Regions from separate parts of the Homo sapiens genome. Here region 2 is linked to region 1. A link is an interaction called in ENCODE POLR2A ChIA-PET data of the cell type or tissue named here. Cell type or tissue: PC-9. All regions are shown on one strand. Links, peaks and the distances in the headings refer to the core of each region. The heading gives the core; the rest is flanking DNA.

The links. ChIA-PET counts read pairs that join two places held together with the same protein. Peaks named below come from ENCODE experiments on the same cell type or tissue, not always from the same donor. Only the 100,000 strongest peaks of a DNase experiment are listed, where the experiment ranks them.
Region 2: POLR2A ChIA-PET joins it to region 1 with 11 read pairs; 5 of 35 experiments call an interaction of 5 or more read pairs at or near these places.

Annotation. Positions count from the first base shown.
Region 1 is chr2:174,967,619-174,975,966 of GRCh38, reverse strand. The region is part of intron 1 of CHN1 (chimerin 1); the gene reads left to right. Among named protein-coding and RNA genes, the nearest start is that of CHN1, 34 kb to the left of the region's middle. RefSeq lists an enhancer at 8,303-8,348. In PC-9, for the core only: no CTCF peak of the experiment used is centred there; DNase peaks (open chromatin) are centred at 3,476 and 3,896; H3K27ac peaks cover 484 bases.
Region 2 is chr2:174,823,990-174,832,337 of GRCh38, reverse strand. CHN1 (chimerin 1) reads left to right here. Exons shown (of 13, transcript NM_001822.7): 8 at 7,820-7,904. Among named protein-coding and RNA genes, the nearest start is that of CHRNA1, 64 kb to the right of the region's middle. In PC-9, for the core only: no CTCF peak of the experiment used is centred there; a DNase peak (open chromatin) is centred at 4,467; H3K4me3 peaks cover 733 bases; H3K27ac peaks cover 1,751 bases.

The sequences.
Region 1 (8,348 bases), core at 342-8,341:
TTGTATTTTAGCAGAGACGGGGTTTCACCATGTTAGCCAGGATGATCTCGATCTCTTGACCTCGTGATCCGCCCACCTCGGCCTCCCAAAGTGCTGGGATTACAGGTGTGAGCCACTTTTGTTTGTTTTAAAGATATATATCCCAAAAGGGCAGCATTCTTTGAAGTCTCATCAACTAACTGCTCATTAATTCTGTCATGTATGAACCTGGGATATATCCATTTATGTAAATACTGATTCCAGGCTTCAAATACATCTAGTTTATATCAAATAGATTCTAGCTTATCATTGCTTCTGTTTTTTTTTTTTTTGTTTGTTTTGTTTTTTTTGCCTGGCTAAAATTTATATAAATTAAAAGAGCTTATGGACCTGGGTGGTAAATGGTAATGACTGCTCTTCCAGGTACAGAGGGTTAATTTCTTGGGTGTGATAATGTTTTCGTGGTTGTATTGAAGAAGGTTCTTGTTTTTTTAGTAGGTAAGTGCTGAATGATTTAAAGGTGAAGTGTTGCATGCCTGCAACTTACTTTGAAGTGCTTGGGGAGGGCATAATATAGAGAAGGGAGAACAAATAGGACAAAGTACTAACAATTAGTGAATTTAGATGAAAGAATACTGATTTCTTGTACTATTCTTTCAATGTTTTAGTAGGCTTGGATATTTTAAAAATTAAAAAAATCTAAGAAATGAAAATTTGGCTCTCAAACACACATGCAAAGAACCATTTCCCCCCAGTAGATGTCCCTTTTAGAGGAAGTACTTGCATTTATACTATAAATACATATTTTTAAATTGTTAGTTTAGCTTAATTATGATTGTGTCAGCTTTTTGCTACTGAGCAGTAGAGGAATAAAATAGTGAAGTTAATAATATGCAGTTGTTTGCCACCAGGGGTTTTCTTAGAAATTCTTATGCTTTCAGAAAATGTTACATTTAGCAGTAAAATACATACATTATTTTCCTTGTCTGTTAGGCAAGATTGCTACAACAGTTAACTCCAGTGGTCAGTGTAGCTTGTGTCGATTTGTTCTGTGTGTGTGTGTGTGTGTGTGTGTGTGTGTGTGTGTGTATTAATTATTTCTTATGGCCTGTTTGCAGAAAATCAGAACTTAAAGTTACAGGCATATATACTGAGAACTCAAGTTTTCTGAAATTATTTCATATATGTTATATGTGCATGAAGGAAACCAATCTCATGGTTGTGTGTTTATTAATGATATGAACAAAAGTATATGACTCTTACCTTTATTTTATTTACCTTTATTATTACCCTTATTTTTGAACATTTTATTGGTGCTGGGAAAACATTTACTACTAGCATATTTGCCTTGACTTTGAAGAGTAGGCCAATATTTAAAAATTTATGAGAAAACAATTTGATCTAATTGTCACTTGTGAACAGTAAAAATTCATTTTTTTGTTATATTATGGGAATTTGAAAAGTCTTATTAGAGATAAATAATTCTCTCTTGCAGACTGGTAAAAGCACATGAAAATGTTTTTTCATTGCTGTCATTTGTCTGTGCTTGATGTGGGTTTGAATCAGATAACTTTTTCATTTTCCAGTGACAATGACCTTTTGCTTTTCAATTCCTAGTATTCAGCATCCTTGCGGGCATTCCAACAGTGTTAGTGCAGTAAAGCATGCAGACGATATTTTCAACAAAATGCTTGTTCACAGCTGCGTGACATAAATCACTCAGTCTGCTTTTTGAATAACAAATAATATTGCTTATTAGAAATCCACATCAAGTCTGGAGTTAAAAGAAGACTCTATTTGAATATTTTAAAACAAACCGATTATCCACCTTTCCATTTTAGTAAACCTATTGGACTGTAACATTTCATATGTGAAGTATGTTTGGCATTGTCACGGTATTTTGAGTCCTGAAGTGGAAATGGGAAAAAAAGAAGTAATATTTTCTAAATAAGGGCATTTTGGAAAATTCTTTAAAGTATGATATCTTGAGACCTCTAGGTATTCTGTTTACATATGTTCATATAAGAGATACCTTGTAGTACTTTAATTCACATATTTCTTCATATAGCTTTCTAGTTACATCTATATTTCTTTCCCTGGAAATTTCCTTAATGTCAGATACTTCAGGAATAAAGGTAAAAGGTTTTTTGATGGTAATAATAATAACAATAACAATAGCTAATATTCATTTGTCCAATTGACGTGCCCTGGGTCAGACTCACAATTAGTAAGTGCTGGTAGAGACAGGTTTCCAGACTTCCAGGGCCCACACTTCTCACCGCTGTCCTGCACTGCCAAAGCTGGCAGCACAAAGTGGGGTGGGTCCACATCGTCAGTCCTGAAACTCACATCAACCTGGCTGAAAATGTGTAACTTCTCTTCCTCCTGAGCACCCAGAAGTGAAGTGCCCAGGCATCCTTCATCTTTTGCTTGCTTTTGCTGCTGCTTCTTCATCACTTTGTCTTCTCTTGTTTTGCTTGTGCATAGAAAATATCCCAGAACTTACTTTCAGTCATTAGCTTCCCTGGCCTTGAAGTATATTTTGTCACCTCCTGCCTAGGTTTCTGCCCTTCCTGAAAAAACCGTGTTTTGTGAATGGGCTTCCAGCAGCCTGAGTTGGTCTACTGATATCATCAGGAAGATTTACAGTGCTCTGTGGCATCTAAAACACTGAATAACTGTGCTTATTATGTATGTTTTCTGTTTCATGATCTGGCAAAATGTTGTCATGATAGTTCTGCATATCATATGTTGAAGCATGGGTTATAGTAGGAAGGAGGCATGCAGATTGCACAGTAGCCCATTCAACTGTGGAAGATACCAGAGAGCATAATCATTGTTATCCAGCATTCTCTTTCTAACTCTTAGACTTTTACTGTGATGACCCAGTGTGGAAGAATTTGTGGTTGAACAACTGAAGAGTTCAAGGCAAAAATAGTGTTAGGGTGATCCTGGGTCACTAGTAAAGCTATGAAAGCTTTAATTTTCTTTTTATATTTGATATAAAATGAGGATAGAACACTAGAAAAAGAGAATATCAGTGATTATATTAGGAACTTTTCAGGATCTCCCTCATTTAAAATTTGGAGAATATGTTTATTAGTTCACTTTTTCTGTGGATGCAGATATTATGCATACTAAGGGGTTATATTTTCTATTTCTGATCTTCCTTATGCATAGCTGAGTCAGAATTTGTTAAACATTCTCTCTGATAAGGTTATGTAGTATAATTCCTTACGTGATAACGCTTAGCCTTGGCACTGAATCAACCTGACTTTATGGCCACCCTCCCTCCCTCCTAATAGAGTGAGTGAGGAGGACAGTTCCAAGATCTCACTTTACTTTCTTTGCTCCAACTTCCATTGTCTGAATGCTGCATAGCTCAAACTACGACTACTGCTCTGCCACCCACTTCACCTTCTTTTTTTCTTCCCAATCCTAGATCACTCATTTATTAATCATCCCCAACAAAGTGATTCATAGACTAAATATTACAGGAAGTGTAAATTCCAAGATTTTAGAAAGTCTGTCTGCATATTCTAGCAGGAATGTTTAGCTTAGGGGAATTTGAAATTGGGTTAGGGATTACTGTTCTTGACCTTACAGGACTCCTTCTTGAGATGCAGACAGTAAGTGCCTGTCTTGTCACTAAGCTTATTGGAGTGATGAAGCATCAGGATATCACCCTGCCGTGGGTCAGAGAGAAGATATTTCTTGGACTTGATGGTTTGAGTGAGATGACAACTCTTTTTGGACACGGGAACCAGAGAACATCCTAAACATTTCATTGAAGGTTATACTCAAGCTTGAGCTACAAGGAAACCAGTAGCAGCAAGGAGAAGACTTTAATAGCATCGTGAATGAACCTGACCATAAGGGATACCAGCTTGTTGTCCTGGAAGCTGGGCTTGAAGCCAGATACCTCAGGGTTATTATTGTTCATTGTTTAGCCTAGTGATAGTTGTCGGGCCCTTGTGGACTGCACTTGAAGTATTTCCTCAGGCATCTGCATCTGCCTCTGAGAAGGTGACCTGGTCTTTCTCCTGCTCATATGAGCTTGCTTAGGTTATCTCCCTTCAATCCCCAATTCATTTGGCTTTGTATTTTGGCTTCTTCTTATTGCCTTGATAATTTTAGATGTAGTCACCTAGGATGACACTGTTTGCCTTGTTTCTAACTTAGCATTCCTTTATTATACTATCAATTTTGGTCAGGAGTATGAGATCTGGAGGCACATGATCTTGGTTCAAGGACTGGCTCTGCTCCTTGTGACTTTAAATAGGTGCCTTGATCCCTCTCAATTACTTGTTTTCTCATGCATAAAATGGTACTAGTAATAATACCTTATAACATTGTTTTGAGACATAAATAAGTATAAAAACATTTAACAAAAGACTGGCACATTGTAAGTGTTCAGTGCAACATAATTTACTATTGTGTTCTAGTTATTGTTTTAGGCCAGTGGTTTTCAAACTTTTAAATCTCAGGATCCATTTATATTCTACAACATTGAGAATCCTAAGGTGCATTTGTTATGTGGGTTATATGTGTTGCTATTTACTGAATTTGAAATTAAAATTGAGAAGTTTTTAAAAATTATCAATTAAAAAATAAACTCCTTACATGTTAACATAAATAACACATTTTATGAAAAATGACTTTTTTTTTAAGAGACGGAGTCACGCTCTGTCACCCAGGCTGGAGTGCAGTGGCACGATCTCGGCTCACTGCAAGCTCCGCCTCCCGGGTTCATGCCATTCTCCTGCCTCAGCCTCCCGAGTAGCTGGGACTACAGGCACCCACCACCATGCTCGGCTTATTTTTTGTATTTTTAGTAGAGACGGGGTTTCACCGTGTTAGCCAGGATGGTCTCAATCTCCTGACCTTGTGATCCACCCACCTCAGCCTCCCAAAGTGCTGGGATTACAGGCTTGAGCCACCACGCCCAGTCGAAAAATGACTATATTTTTAAATGTAGTAAGAAGAGTCATTCTTTTACATTTTTATAAACTCTTTAATGTCTGGCTTAGGAGAGAGCTAGATTCTCTATTTGCAGTCAGCTTTTGAAATATATTGTTTTGTTTGGGATATATGAAGAAAATCTGGCCTTATACAGATATATAGTTGGAAAAAAGGGCAGTGTTTTAATAATCTTTTCAAATAGTTATAGATATCTTTCTTTGATACTACACTAACACTTGACAAGTGGTAGTTTTTTAAAGGTCAATTGCAATGTAGACTTTGAAACCATATCAATGACATTTTTACTCTCGTACATTATGATCTCCTGTTCTATCTTGTATTTGACTGGATCTTTTGCCCACACATGATACTGTATTATCCTACGTTTGTCATTTCAAAAATATTCATTGATTTATGTAAATCTTGTGAATGTTAACACATTTCATTATGCAATATATCTTAGAATCATGTTCTTTAATATCACCATCGATCTCATGGGAAAAATCTTTAAATATTAACAAACTGTCAAGCTCATGGTGGTGGATACAAGTTTCCTTGAATTCTTATTTCCACTTGAAAGCTTGAATTTTTGTGACTGGCAGTAAATACAGTTAGTTATTTTTGTTGGAGTCGCAAGCTTACTTTGCTTATTCTGGAGTAAATACCTGTTAAATACCCAAGTCTGATTAGTCATAGTTTGTGAGTCCTTCTTTCAAGTGAAATGACTATTATGAAAATGGAGCTAGTTCAGCTCACAACCCCAATGACCTCAGATGTGCTTTTCTTCAAGACAACCATCATACTTGGTATACAACAACAGATGGTGCTTTATGCACACTTCTCACTTTTTTTTAACAGAATGACCAAAAGAAGTGTACTCAAGGATCAAAATTTAACAAAACCAATACTTTAAAACTGCTTCATCAAGGGCTTTCTTAGGTTAAACGATTTTTCTTTTTACTGTGAGTGTGTACTGGTGAAGTACAGTGACAGCCTAATTGCCACTGCTTTGTTTTACCCAGCATAGCTTTTGTACCACCAGTACAAATGTCAGTGTAGTGAAAAAGGCAAAATCCTTCTTAAGATTACTATTAAAATAGTTTGGGTTTTGTGGACCTCTCCTGAAAGGGTCTTAGTGACCCACAAGTGTTTACAGACCACACTGACAATTACTGTTCTAGGCAGTAAGAACACAGCAGTGTGACAACAGATGACAAAAAAATCCTGCCCTCATCGAGCTTACCTTCTGGTGTAGAGAGACAAACAACAATATAAAATTGATAAAATATGTAGTATTTTAGATAGCAAGAAGTACTAAGTAGAAAAAAAAAAGAGTATGAAGTGTCAGGGGGTTTTGAACTTTTTAAATGACAAGGAAGGCTTCACTAAGTCAAGAACTGAAGTAGGTGACGGAGCAAACTATAGAGACACCTGGGCAGGAAGATTCTAGACCGAAGAAACAGCTAGGTGGAAGTGTGTCTTATATGTCTGATGAATGGCAGAGGAACAAAGAGGCTGGAGAAGAGTGAGTGAGAGGAAGTGAAGTAGATGAACTCGGGGGCTTAGTGGGGACAGGTCACCCAAGGTCTTGTAGGTCAGTGTTTCTGAAAAATTGGTGTGCGTGCACATGACTTGGTCTTGTGAAAATGCAGATTCTGATTTGTAGTTGGGAGTTGGGTTCTGCACTTCTGCATTTCCAAGTTACCAGATGATGCCACTGTTGTGGTCTTCTTTAAATAGCAGTCTTTGTAGGCAGTTGTAAAGAGTTTGGCTTTTATTCTGAGAGACACAGGAAGTCATTGGAGAGAACGCAGCAGAAGAGTGGCATATTCTGATTTATGTTTTAACACGATCAGCTGTAAATATTAATAACAGTAGCAGGTCTGTAATCCCTTATCCAAAACCCTTGGGACAGATTTGTGCTGGAATGCAGGATTTTTCAGACTTTAGAAAGGTAGTACATTTCACATATATATAGTATATTTTATAACATTCAAAACAGTGTCTGAGGCATTACTCTATAATCACACATTAGTATTTCTGCAATGAAATAAATGGTCACATTCAATGGGATAAAGACTAAATATTCTTACATTGATCAGGTGAGGTTTTTGGTACCAAATGAGTTATAAAGAGTTATTAAATTACTTTGACGTTCAGGTCAGACCAGGCTTTGCTGCCAAATGCGTTATAAAAATACTTCCACTTTTGAAGGCATTTGGATTTTATAATTGAGAAAATACGGACCTTTGTTGGTATTATACTTGTTAGTTTTTCATATCCCTACACTGCTGGAACTTCTTCAAGACAACCAGTCCATTACATGTTCATTTTAGGCCTTGTTGCATGCAAGTGTCAGCAAGAAACGTTACAGCCCCAGATCTTTCATATTCTGGTTCTGCTCTCAGGAAGAAAAACAAGTACCTATCAATTTGAAACACAGTTTCTCATTTATAAAGAGTTTTTGCCCCTTGGCAACTTATTCTGTTGTGTATGCCATAAAAGCATAGTTAATTAAAAGATGCCAAGCATTTTACTATACTTTAGGATAGTTAACGTGCTTTAGAATTATCCAACTCCGCTCATTTGTGGTTGCCACAGTATTACTTCCATGTCTGACTTTGCTTTCTTCCTTACAGCTGTGAGCTGCCTTATTCCACATTTGGCTCTACAGTTTATAATCTAAGGCAAACCTCTCTGTGTTCCTTAGAATCCACTTTTTTTTTCCTTAGTGACTGAGTGGTTTTCCCAGAGATATCCAGTTTAAAAGAAATGCATTTGGAAATGATCAAAATAAGATGAAAAATGTTGTGGTCTTTTCCCATCTCAGTTACCTGTGATGTGAGTATTAGTAATAGGAGCCTTATCTCTCTTTTCCCAATAGTTTCATGTAAGCGTTAGTTTATCTTACTTTCTGAGCAACTGTCCTTTTGATAAAGCTTGAAAACATGGATGTAAGGAAGACTTTGAAGGGTTGCTATTTTAATGCCTGCTGGCAAAATGATATATTGACTCTCATTGGAAAATCCTGTGAATCCGCATTGCAGAATAATGCACATTCTAATAAACACACTACTTTAAATACTCCCAGGCCAGGGAATATGATCGATTCCTGTTCCAAGGGCAAGAATCCAAGTAGGTCAGTGCTACAAAACTATGTTGGAGTATGGGGAAAGCATGGGTTAGGAATAATTTCTGCCAAAGAATGAATAATAGCAAGAAGAAAAACATCATTTGCAATTTTTCTTTTAAGAAAAGGTTAAGGAGGTTATATAGTGGGTCTGCTGAAGGAGGTGAGGGTTATCTGAGACCACTGAATTACAGTTGGAAAGATAACTGACAAGGAAAATCTCCACTAAAAGTATAGTTGATTATTTTCCAGAACTTGTACTTATAAAAAGTAAAAA
Region 2 (8,348 bases), core at 231-8,230, 140 kb after region 1:
GAAAGGCAGTATTAAAGGTAAGAGCAGCAATCAGTGAAAAAGAAGAAAAACAGAATTTTTTAAATCCCAGAATTTACTGGGATTTTAAAAAGGGTTTTAACTACATACTTTTAATAACTTCCTGTGCATTTTAGTCAGATCTTTTTCTTAGTATAGGAATACTTGCATTCATATTGTAATATATGTTAACAGTACTTCTTCAGATGACACTTTTATAACCAAGTCAAAAAGAAATTGAAACCTGGTTGTGTGGAAATAATATATTAATGCAGACTTAGCTTCAAAGAATTGTGGATCACAAGACATTGTAGACTGGTCTGAGGGTTTTCCGTATGTCAGTGTTCAGTTACCTATCTATAATGTAGGTATAGAGATTTTCTGTCACTCAGCTATGGAATGTAAGTGGTTTTTATTGCACAACCATTTACTTATTTATTTTCCTATTGTACCTACATAATATAACCTTAGGGGACTGGTATTTCAAAGTGTTGATTTTTACTAATATTTGAATACGAACTCATTCATCTCAGTAATGAAGCTTACTTTCTAAGTAGAAGTGTTTTAGGTGATGGCATTTAACATTTTTGAACCTTGAGCATGATTCAGTTTGGAGGCAAAACTATCAGGGGAAAAGAAATCAAAAAGAAATTGTCTTCTGAAACTTAAAAGAAGCCTAAACATTAAAATTATATATTTTATAATACTCTAAATACTCATATTTTGAAATGGAAAATGTCTTTGAATTAATGGTTATATTTATTGTTTCATCATTATTATACAATCTGTACCTTGTAGCATATAATAATCAAAGGATTGCTTTGAGAACTTTGATATTTCCACATCCAGATTCTTGGGTTTCAGATTGATGGTTCTGTGTAAGGGGCCACTATTTCAGCTCAGCACAGAACATCAACACCAGAAATTGTGTTTGTGTTCTAGCATTAATATGGTTGTTTATGATTCTAAGCAAGTTCTGTGCAACCTTTGCATTCATTTTGTAATTTTAGATATACTTCTCCCTCAAAAACATAGCGGTGATTGGGAATGTATGGATCATAAAGGAAACCATAAAAGAATTTAAGCTCTGTTAATAAGGCCAATATTGAATTGTGGTAAATGTATTTTTATGAGAATAATTTATTTTTTCTGCACATATTTAAAATATTGTTTTGTATACCAATTAACATAAACCATTTTTATAATATTCATATGGGAGCAGAACTAAATTACTGTATTGCCCTGGTGACTGTCCTAATAGTCATATTGTTATAGTATGATCATATTTTACCAGCTTTTCCCTGTAGTTATTGCTCACAGTTAAAGTTACATCATTTATTTGTGGTATGGTCAATGTATGTCTAGTAGGCTTTTATGGTATTTCTCTCAATTTTGAACAGTTTTCTTACTCTTAAAATTAGGTCACCAATTTTCTGTCATTTGTCATTCTCTTTGAAGCGGTGCTTCCGTGTTAACTACTTGTGTGGTTAAGTATGTGGCGCAGAAAGACCCTGCAAATTCTCCCGTGTGGCCACCTCTATAGCAGCTGGTTATACAGGCCATTAGCACCTGCGCCCCTTCCCCAGCCGCCTAGTGCCTCCCTCACTCCTGTCTGCTGCTGGCCAGTGGGCATGCCTTTCTATTCCAGGTACTTAGCCTTGGCCAGTGCTTAAAGCTATGTTTCAGCAAGTGCCTGGTGCATTTCTTCTGCCTTTCCTGCCATGGTCATCAATTACACATCCATTTGATCAGGACAAGAAGACTAGGAATGGCCAGCATAGTGTCAGTGCTTAACTGACATTATCGTGGTGCTTAACTGAACCAAAACCTCGCTCTTTGTTAATACATTATTACTCCAGAGTTATAGGGTGGTTAGTAGTTTTGACTAGACGTAACTTAACAACAAGGCAAGAAGGTATTGCCTTGATACTAAAGATACTCCTATAGTAAGTATTCCTCCTAATTTAAGTACTCTTGTATGTATTTCTTGCTAATGATCATAGCCAGTGTTATGTATTCTCTTTTCACGGCATAATAATATAAATCAAAGTACTTTAAACTGAAGTGGTAAAATTAGGGTATGATTTTTTTATTTTTTATTTTTTTTTGAGACAGAGTCTTGCTCTGTAGCCCAGGCTGGAGTGCAGTGGCACGATCTCGGCTCACTGCAAGCTCCGCCTCCTGGGTTCATGCCATTCTCCTGCCTCAGCCTCCCGAGTAGCTGGGACTACAGGTGCCCGCCACCACACCTGGCTATTCTTTTGTATTTTTAGTAGAGATGGGGTTTCACCGTTGTTAGCCAAGATAGTCTCGATCTCTTGACCTCGTGAGCCACCGCGCCCGGCCAAATTAGGGTTTGATTTCTAAATTCCATATCATATGGACCAAAAAGTTTAAGACCATCTTGGTGAGACAAACATTGGTCACCTAAAAGAGTGCATTCTAGTTACCCTAAACATAAAAATGAGGGAAGAAAAAACTTTCCTGACCAGCTGCCTGCCTACCTACATTCCTTTCGTTTTGATTTTGTTCATCTGTTCTCTCCCCTCATCACCCAACACTGTGCTGGAGAACTGACTCATCACAGTCCCAAATGAGAAGCTGCAGCTGAAATGTCATTGCCACCTTCCCAAGCAAAATTTTATTTCCCGTAATGTTCATATCATCTCCAACGTGGCTTACATTTGCAGCAAGCTTTGCAGGCATGCTCCTTGGCTATTTGCATTCATGCTTATTTCTAAAGGGAATGTTTTGACTTGAAAGGAACAATGAAGATTAATGGTGAATTTTTCTTTATCTTCCTATATCATGGATTTCTTTTTCAGTTTCTGTTACTGGCTTTCAAACTGGAGATATGAATGCTGTAAACATGATGAGAAGCAGGGTGTTTGTTTCCTTTTATAAGCCAGGATTTTAGTCTGAATAATGGCAGGCCCAACTGAGAATGACTTCAGTTTTTATCTAAGTCATTGCCCAGGAGACACATGACACTTGGCCTGTGCCATATGGGCCCCTCAATAGCCCACCCTTTCCCACCCTGTCCTTTGCAGCCTGCTTCTGACCAATGCCTTCACTGATAAGACTGTACTGGGGATCCGTTAATTAATCCAGTCTTTCATCTCTGTTTTAACAGAGAAGTTAATGTGAAAGGAGTTGTTCACAGGTTAAAAGCAATCACAAATGTCATGGTAATAAAATGGTCTTTTTTTTCCAGTTGCACAAGAGGGCTTTGAAACTAGTTCGTTTTGCCCTTTATTCATTAAAGTGTAATTCATGCCTTATACTCTGTCACTTTCATTTGTCGAGATGGACCAAAAGCTTTGGAGGTGGCCTAGAAAAAATATCTGTGGCCCACTTACAAGGTTGCTTTTCTTGGGACCATTTTTGACTTCGCTAATAATGTAATAGGGTGAAGCTGATTGTTCTTTTGAATTATGTCTTATCAGGAACCATACCCAGAGGAATGGGTTGCAGATTTCTAGGGGGTGTGGCAATTCTAGGCAAAAGTCACTCTCTGTTGTGATCTAGAGCTTCAGGCCCAAGCCCTTGCACCCCTTGTGAACCCTTCCAGGCCTCCTTTCCCGCATATCCCACCTAGTTCTTCCTTAGCATCCTGCAACACACAAATAGTCTTCAAGATGCAACTTATGGCTTTTTAATTATATTTTGAATGTTCATTGTATTCAGATTTCATCATTTTTAAAACAGGTAATTAAAATACAACAACGTCTAGTAAACAAAATTGTCTGCAGATGTCAGTGCCTGTAGAATTATCTATAGGAAACAGCACCTATTAGTATTGTGCTAGATGGAGCAGCACAACTGAAAAGCTATTCTAAGTTGTACAATTTGTGCAATTGATTTTTTAAAGATACCTTTTTCTGAGTTGGCAAAGTATGTGACGTAAACATCACCGATAATGTAAAACTGCATATAAAGTGAAACATTTAGATAAAGCATAACGACGCACGTAAAAAGAAAATATTCATCACTTTTTGTTTAATGTGCTTGACACTGGCTGGTATAGTACGATTTTATAATGTGTCACCCAAAAAGGAAACTTGCTTTCAAGTCCAGTGGCCCTTCTCTGAATTCCTGGCCAGTTTTAGCTCCAGTTCCTATTCCCCACTTTGCCAAAACTCCTCATTTGCTCCATAACTGAACTTCCTTCCTGATGCTCAGAGACTATAGACTGCCAGGCATGAATTCCTGTAACTTTCTGACCCTAGGTCCCACCACCAGTCCTGCACAGCCAGCCTCTCTCCTCTTACCCTCTTCCCTCCCAACTCAGGGAAGGGGAAAGTGATTTTCCTTGTATTCAGAGCTAATTGCTCTGCCCTGGATTCTGTCTCCAACATTTGACTTCTCCAGAGCCTTGCTCCATCAGTGACCCTCTCTTTCTTATGAGTCAGCCTTCCCCTTCCCTTCCACAGTCCTCCCCACCTCACTTCTAAACCAGTTTCTCTACTTTTGTACCTCTGTTAATGTCATTCTTCCCCAGTCACCAGACCTTAAACCCTTAACAGACCAGTTTCTTTCCCTCTCCGTTGCCTCTGTTTCAATTAGTTACCAAGCGCTGTTGATTCTGCCTCCTAAATAACTCCAGTTTGTCCCTTTTTCTCAGTCACCACTGCCCGAGTTCAGCTCCATATCGTCTGTTGTCTGGGTGACTGCCATAGCACCACCCTACCTAGTCTGTCTTCCTTCAGCCTTGCCCCCTTGACCGTGTCACTCCCCTTAACAATCCTCAGTGGCTCTGCATTGTTCACTGGACAGAATACAAATTTGTAGGCATTGAAAAGGCCCTGTCTGCCTCTCCTATCTCCTGCCAGGCCAGTCGTTTCCACTCCACCCAGACTGAACTTCCTTGCAGTTCTCTAAACACCACATTGTTTCTCTCATGCCTCGTGTCTTTGATTTTCAACTCAGGACTTAGCTCATGGGTTGCGTCTCTTCCCAGCTTCTCTCACACTTTGCAAATATTTTGATTAGAATATTTTCACACTGTGTTTAGTAGGAGAAACCCCTTTTTATTTTTGTATAGATCATCATTTAATAAATGTTTATGAATGAATAAAAATGACTAATTAATGAAAATCAGTATTTGTTTTGATGACCTTTAGAGGAATAAAAGACTCAAAGGCTACAGTAATCAACCTTTTACAAATATAATAAAGTGTCATAGAGTCATAGAGGTTACAGAACAAAGGAAACTTGAGATATATGGATTTTAGATATAAAAATTCAAGTGAGTTTTAGATATAAAAATTCAAAAGGGAATCCAGTTAAACCCTGTTAGACAAATAGTTTTGTAAGCTGCTGGTTCTGCAAGGCCTATTTCTAGAACATTTTCATGGAGAGCTACATAAGCTACCTTCTAAACGATTTAAAAAACAAAAAAAAACAACCCAGCCTCAAATGGCTCAGGATGCCTTCATTAAAAAAGCTGCCCAAGAATGAACTGTAAATAAATAACAATATCCTAAAGATTGCTTTCTGAGATACATGTGTAACCCTTTAATTGGAGAACATGGGGTCTGCTCGGACAGTTAAAATCCTCTCTTCAGCATATCTAATATAAAGAAATATCCCAGGCTTTTTGAAATGCCACATTCACTGCTACTTTCAGGAAGGTGGGGAAAGGATTGGTTCTATTAAAACAGCTCAGTAGCCAGTGCTGTTTCCCAAATGCCTATTTGTTTAACAGCAAACAAAACACCTTCTACTCTTTTTGCTCTCCCTGTTTAACTTTCAGATGCTTTACCATGAGATAACTGATCGGCACAAAATAATTCCTGAGACTTCCTTCATACTTTCATTGCATCTTTAGTCACCTTACCAAGTAAATGATACTGATTATCCTGAGGTTTGGCAACCTATAAGTGAGTTTGCATCCCAAAGACTTTCTCTAAAAGTAGCTTCACAATTCTGTTGCTGTTTCATGATTATATAACTCTCTTTCTGAATCAGCACTGCCTACTTCACTCATTCCCATAAGAATAAAGCACGATTGCATGCTTTATCCAGTTTTATTCACTCTGAAGAACACAGGGACATTACAGAGTATCTGGATGTTGATCTTGGGCTCTACTTCAGCAACTCCAGGAAATACTTTGAGTTTACAGGCTCTGAACATCATTAACAATCCAGAGGCTACCGTGCCTGCATTCCTGACCCTCCTCCATAAAACACATAGAAGGGATTATGGCCTCCTTTTCAAAATCAACATAAAATTTTGTACTCAGACTCAGTTGGCAACAGCAAAGAGTTACAAGCACATACCTGCTTTGAATGAACCCAGGGTTATCCCTTGCAGCTTTATATGGATATTTGGGCCAATGTAGTATTTTGAATTCTGATATTCTGTTTCATTGATTCTTATATGCATATTTTATTTTCCATTTTAATGTCTCTGAATTTGGGATTTGTCAGACAACCAATGGCTTGTCATGATTTAATTGGCATGGTTTTTCTAAATTGAACACATAATGGTATGTCTTACATTTATGGTATTTTCATTTGAAGAAATAAGTTTCATATCTTAAAAATCACTTACTTGGTTTCTAAGACTTAGTCAATACGTTAGTACAGCAATTGTAAAAATGACAATCTTAGCTGTGAATTTTATTATGTATGGTAGTGGTTTTGGCAGATATGTTGGAATCAATTGTAATGTACTGATAATATTGAAATTTTTATTATTTTTTAATGTTCAGAGTTTGGATTCATTGCTTCTGCAAAATATTCTACCAATATTTTTTTGTCTGAGTTAACCTAGAATGCCTTCTCTTTCCTGTTTGTAAAAGGGATAGGTATCTTAACATTTGAATCCTTTCTTCTTTGGGGATTCCTTTCTTTTTAAGGAAAAGAAATCAAATACAGTAGAAAGAACCTTTATGAGCTGGAATGGTTAGTGAATAATTACTGTACTCAAACGAGGTTCCTGATAAACTGTAGTTTCTGCAGTTTCTAAAATACATTTATTCTCCTTGCTAACATAATAAATATCAAATGTTTTAAACAGAAATTGGGCCTTTTTGATGATTCTGATGTGACCCATCAATAAGTATCTCCTTTAATGTCTGTGATCCTACTCATAGTCACAGAAGGTAAATTATCTGCAAAATTCCTAACAGGACCCAAGACATACTCTATATGGGCACTCATGCCTTTTCATGTCATAGTACTGTAGAAATAGCATAGTACATAGAAATGCCAGTATTTGTATAGATTAGGGTGCCTGCACCTGAGGGGACATTGGAAAACTCCATTATATAGTTTTCGAAAGTAAGTTACAGAATATTGGTCTGATTTATCATTCCTAAAACAAAGAAGAAATCAAGCTCTGAAAAAAATGTTAACTGCTTGTCAGTTTCACTCAACCAAGGTTCTTTTAAATGCAGCCATGTTGGCGCTTCATTACTAACCATGGGCTGGGTGCAGTGGCTCACACCTGTAATCCCAGCACTTTGGGAGGCCAAGGCAGGCAGATGCTTGAGCTCAGAAGTTCAAGACTAGCCTGAGCAACATGGTAAAACCCTGTCTCTACAAAAAATACAAAAATTATCTGGGTGTGGTCGTGTGTGCCTGTAGTCCCAGCTACTCAGGAGGCTGAGGTGGGAGGATCACTTGAGGGAGGCCTCAGTGAGCTGTGATACACCACTGCACTCCAGCCTGGGCAACAGTGAGACCCCATTTCTCTTTCTCTCATATATATATATATATAGAATATGTGGCTTGTATATTAGTGCTTTGATATGAAGCAGTCTTCTCATCCGTGTGTTTCCCCTTTCCTGACTTTGCCCCTCTTTTTTTTTTTCAGGTGCATACATTCAGAGGGCCACACTGGTGTGAATACTGTGCCAACTTTATGTGGGGTCTCATTGCTCAGGGAGTGAAATGTGCAGGTAAGAGCTCTTGTCTTGTCTCTGGATTGAGTCAGTTGTGAAGTTATAAGAGGTGAGGTAGAAGGAGACTTGTTGTTATGCATATCCAGTAGGCTGGATCCTGGTTTGGTCTTATGCACATGCAGTAGGCCAGATTCTCAGGCAGCCACTTTGGAAATTTGATATTTTATCTGCTCTTAACCTTCTGGCACTTGATGGACAGCACACTAGGGATCTGGCATTAGTCCACTGAAAAGAGAGAAGTCAGCTTGTTCAAAAAGTCTGATAAAAGGAGATAAAAGTAAGGCAGTTATATTTAATACTTGCCTTTGATGTTGCAGTAACTAAATTTATAAAAATGATTTTTTTAAAGCAATGTACAGGGACCTATGATTGTTGCCTTGGAAACTGAATTTTAAAGATAACTTGTTAAGCTGGATTGTCCTTACTAAATTTTTGTGAAAT